Linked DNA regions of Homo sapiens: region 2 is linked to region 1. A link is an interaction called in ENCODE POLR2A ChIA-PET data of the cell type or tissue named here. Cell type or tissue: PC-9. All regions are shown on one strand.

Region 1 (2,500 bases):
TGGATATAAGGTAGCCACACAATAACTCTAACTTGACTTCTAACCATTCTATCTTATTGATTTGGAGGCTGTCTTCTGCCAGATTTTTTGTGGCTTGAGATGATATTTTCGAACCCTTCTTTCACTACCTTTCTTACCCTTAATGTGCCAAGCTTGAAACAGGATTTGATTTCCTGAGCTACTTGTTCGCCTTCTGTGCGTCACCAAGTAATCTGGTTCATCTTTCGTCTCATTCATGTTATTTTCAAGTGAAACAAGACATTTTGGGGGTCAAGTCTCTTTGGGTGTTTTGTTTTTATGTATATAAAAATGGATTTTGTGTTCCCTTTCCATGTAAGTACCAACTTATATGGAAACTCACAATCATAATGTAAAGAAGAAATGAAAGCCTGGTGTATTGTACTTCAAGATGCCTCCCTGATGTATAGAATCTCCTTGTAAAATAAATAATTGCATTGTATATCAGTCTTCTCATCAATATTAATTATTAAATATTTTAGAATTTTTAAATACCAACTATACTATTCTGGTGTGAGGTATTTTCTTTTACATTACACTCTATCCCAAAAGATTAAATCCAGCTTAAAAATGATATGTAAGCCAGGTGTAGTGGCTCACACCTGTAATCCCAGCGCTTTGGGAGGACAAGGCAGGCGGATCACCTGAGGTCAGGACTTTGAGACCAGCCTGACCGACAGGGAGAAACCCCATCTCTACTAAAAATACAAAATTAGCTAGGCGTGGTGACACATGCCTGTAATCCCAGCTACTCGGGAGGCTGAGGCAGGAGAATCACTTGAACCCAAGAGGCGGAGGTTGCAGTGAGCTGAGATCGCGCCACTGCACTCCAGCCTGGGCAACAAGAGCAAAACTCCGTCTCAAAAAAAAAAAAAAAAGAATTTATATTAACCACATATAATTGGACCCCCAAGATGACATTACAAAAGGACACTTAGTACTTTTTCTTTTTTTTTTTTTTCCCCAGGACGGAGCCTTGCTCTGTCACCCAGGCTGGAGTGCAGTGGCATGATCTCGGCTCACTGCAACCTCTGCCTCCCGGATTCAAGCAATTCTCCTGCCTCAGCCTCCTGTGTAGCTGGGAGTACAGGCGTCTGCCACCACCCACGGCTAATTTTTTGTATTTTTAGTAGAGACGGGGTTTCACCATGTTGGCCAGGCTGGTCTGGAACTCCTGACTTCAGGTGATCCGCCTGCCTCAGCCTCCCAAAGTGCTAGGACTACAGACATGAGCCACTGCACCCGGCCCAGGACACTTAGTACTTCATGTTATCTTTTCCAGCAAGCAGCCCAGTTTCAGTCCAGGTGGCCTCAGCAATGACTCACTTCTATTTGTCACTTAAGAGACTGGCCTTGTTTAGTGCACCACCCTTTACCAAGAGTTAAAAGAAACCATGAGTCAGAACTCCTTGTGTCCACCTGCTTCCAGATTGTCCTTCTACTAGCCCTCCAAAGAAGCCTCAAATTGCTATTGCCCTTTTGAGGTTAAATTGTCTCCAGAAAGCTGTTTTGAAGATGAAGATTGCCCAGTGTTTGCCAAAACAATGAATGAATTTTGGGTCTCTGTGGATTTATATAACTGTACCCCAGGAAAAGGCAGGTCCAGCCCGGTGCAGTGATGCACACCTGTAGTCCCAGCAGCTTGGGAAGCTGAGGTGGAAGGATCAGTTGAGCCCAGGAGTTCAATACCAGCCTGGGCAACATAGACCTTGTCTCTTGAAAAAAGAGGAGCAGGTCCAATGGACACTGAATAGGCAAAGGATGAAATAATAAGCATAAAAAGATGACAATGTGCAACAAAGAAAATCCTATCCTTGAAGCCAAAATACAGCCAGCACCACTGTTTCAACGTTCTATTCCATTTCAGCCCTAGGAGGCATGAAGGGAAAACCAGGAATGACCAGCAACCCAGACCTCTTGCTCCATCTGTCATTTTGTGTGGATATTGTTAATTTCTTCCCCAAAGAATTTTGCCTCCTATGTAGAGCATAGAGGTCATCTGACAGGAACAAACAGCTTTAATGTTCCTTCATTTGGCACTGAGGACACACAGTCCTCAGTGAGGATTGTGGGAGGGGGAGCATTAAATAAATTATTTAATGCTTACCTCCTTCCTACCCTCACCCGCAACAAAGACACAATCTTCCCGTGACCCCAATTTCTCTTCAATCTATTACCCTCTCTCCTGCTTTTCCTATACTCCCTTCACACAATCTATTCCAATGTTAAACAACCCAAGTTCTCAGGCCAGGCAGCTGGGCTAAATGATTGACAGAGGAAGAACTAGTGATGGAGATGTAAACTGAACAGGCTTCTTGGCCTTGCTTCATAACCTCTGGTCTGTGCACATTGTTTTCCCTACCTAAGGCCATATTCACTCAGCTCATTAAAATCTAAACGAAATCCAAACCAATATGGCTTTCCTGTGGTCACCAGGGATTTCTCAGCCTTCGGTTATTGCACTTGGCTGCTTTGCAACATT
Region 2 (2,500 bases), 720 kb before region 1:
CATGAGTCATTGAGTTACTAGTTTTGAACAAATCCCTGATGTTGGTGATTATAGAGGGCAATATACAAAAAGTCCTGCTTCTCTGGGTTCCAGTAAACTACGACACTGTTGTCCTTATGATTTGAGTTTTAGGGTATCTGATACCTGAGTCTTGCTGGAAACTTTAAAGAAAATATCTTAATATTTAGGAATTTAGAAAGTGTTAAGGCTTAGATTAATTCTGGTGCTTAGCTAGCAAATGACCCTATAATATTCCCAACACCCCCACTTCCTCAACCCCTCCCTATCTTTCCACCCCCCAAATTTAGGTCATCCCAACAAAGGAAATCAGAAAAGTCTAGATGAAGAAGAGTTCTCCACTGAGAATATGCAGAGAACAGCTGATTATTAATTGATTTTTTCATATTCTATAAAATTCCCATAGCTCTGTAGCTTATTTAATAAATTTTGATAGATGATTAATAACTTGATACTTTGGCATACTTCTAAAGTTTCTAAGGAATGCTCTACTTTTTAAAGACACTCAATAAGAAAAGACCTATTTCCTTGACTTTTTTTGTCAGATCTACGTTTACATGTTATCATATATTCAACCATTTTCTGGATGGGTGTGTGTGTGTTGGGAGGAGTTATACATACACAAAAATGAGTAGAATGCAGTCCCTGCCTTCTAGAGGGATATAGTCAGTCCAGTCCTGTTTGTACCTTGCATTTATGAAGTTAAGAAAGTCACAGGTGGAACCTTTCTAAGCCAAACTTTCGGGTTGCAAAAGTACTCCTTGGTTACACAGCATAATTCTTTGACTGGAGCTATTTCACTGTTATTGAATTTTGGAATTGAGCAGTGGTGGGAGTACTTAGAGATCATTTAGTTCTTACATAGTTGTAAGGATTTAATGAGATAAAATAAAAACCTTACACAAATAGTTTAAGTATTCAGTAAATGTCAGTGAAATCTGAATATCATCTATAATTGGTGAAAAAGAGACCCAGTCAAATGAAATGACTTGCTTAGTGCCCTGCATCTAGTTAGTCGTCAAGTCTGGCTTAGATTTCAGGCCTCATTATTCCTAGCTTATATTCTTCATTCATATCTTCTGCCTCAAAGAGCTTGCCAGAATGGAAAAGGGAGGCTAACTCAATTAATCAGTAATTGATTATGTATCACCTGGGTGCCTGGCACTCTGCTGAACTCTAGTGAGTACAGAGGAGTGTTCCCATAGGTGCCAGGGAGCTGGAGAAGGGAGCAGGTTAGAGGAAGGACATCAGCCTATCTGGAGCAGAGACCTATTAACTTAGGTATCAGATAAGTAGGGTGGGGCTAAGTGGAACACTGGGAAATCTAGGCCTGCCCTGTGTGACTACATTCTTTTTCCTGTAAGAGTCAGCCTTTTGAGAGACTGTAATGTGGCACATTCCACTGCAGTTAGCCCTGGGTTTAAATTCTGGTTGTAATGACACTCTGTTCAAAACCTACCAGTGATTTCCCACTTCATTAAAATTCAAAGTCCTCATAATTGTTTGCAAGGCCCTATACAATCTGGGTCCCTACTACCTCCTTGGCCACCTCTCTGCTGTCTCTTGCTCACTCTGCTCTAGCCACCCTGGCCTCCATCACATCAAGTACCCTTGCTTTGGGGACTTTGTACTGATTACTCTCTTCTCCTAGAATGCTTCTCCCCAAGATAGCTGTGTGGCTTGATCTTTCACTTTGGATCTCAGCTCAGTGTCACCTTATCAGAGAGGTCTCTCTGACCACTCTATATAACTAGTATCCTCTGCCCACCACTGTCACTTCAGCTCTTAACTGAATTTATTTCTTTTTATACTCTGACCACTCTGTATAACTAGTATCCTCTGCCCACCGCTGTCACCTCAGCTTTTACCTGAATTTATTTCTCTTTATACCATTTTTCACTACCTGATATGTTTATTGTCTATCTCTTTTCCTTAGAAGACTCTCGAAGGCAAGTGTCTTCTAGGACATGGAATAGTGTAGAGTAGATACTCTACTCTGAATGAATGAATGAATGAATGAGTTCTGTAACTCTCAGGAGCCTCATTGTGCTCATATGCAACAATGGAATAATAATACTTACTTAAAGGATTGTTGGAGTCAAATAAGTTAATGCTTGTCAAGCCCAGTGTCTAGTACCTCATAGTAGATGCTCAGTAAATGAAAATTCATGCCCTCTTTCATAAATTATTTTTATGGCTGTCCAGTTAATAGCTTTAGTTGTATCCTGATTCCCATTTGACTTAGATAAGAAGGACATACCACATGTTAGTGATGAAGAAAAGTGGTTGTCACACATAATGCTATCTTAGCAGAATGCAGTAATTATAGTGCTTATAATTGGAACCATGGAACCACTGAGCTATAGTGGTTCCTCACTTAGTAGAATAGATATCTTTTAGAGAAGTCTTGTCAAAAGGCAAAATTTGAATTAAGTGAATCCTATATTTCTGTTATAAAACTGGAATCACATTTTTGTTAGGA

The links. ChIA-PET counts read pairs that join two places held together with the same protein. Peaks named below come from ENCODE experiments on the same cell type or tissue, not always from the same donor. Only the 100,000 strongest peaks of a DNase experiment are listed, where the experiment ranks them.
Region 2: POLR2A ChIA-PET joins it to region 1 with 5 read pairs; 6 of 35 experiments call an interaction of 5 or more read pairs at or near these places.

What each region holds. Positions count from the first base shown.
Region 1 is chr1:28,499,849-28,502,348 of GRCh38, forward strand. PHACTR4 (phosphatase and actin regulator 4) reads left to right here. Exons shown (of 14, transcript NM_001048183.3): 14 at 1-516. Among named protein-coding and RNA genes, the nearest start is that of SNHG3, 4.8 kb to the right of the region's middle. In PC-9, no CTCF peak of the experiment used is centred here; a DNase peak (open chromatin) is centred at 1,363; H3K27ac peaks cover 2,500 bases.
Region 2 is chr1:27,784,637-27,787,136 of GRCh38, forward strand. The region is part of intron 1 of STX12 (syntaxin 12); the gene reads left to right. Among named protein-coding and RNA genes, the nearest start is that of STX12, 13 kb to the left of the region's middle. In PC-9, no CTCF peak of the experiment used is centred here; a DNase peak (open chromatin) is centred at 1,335; H3K27ac peaks cover 730 bases.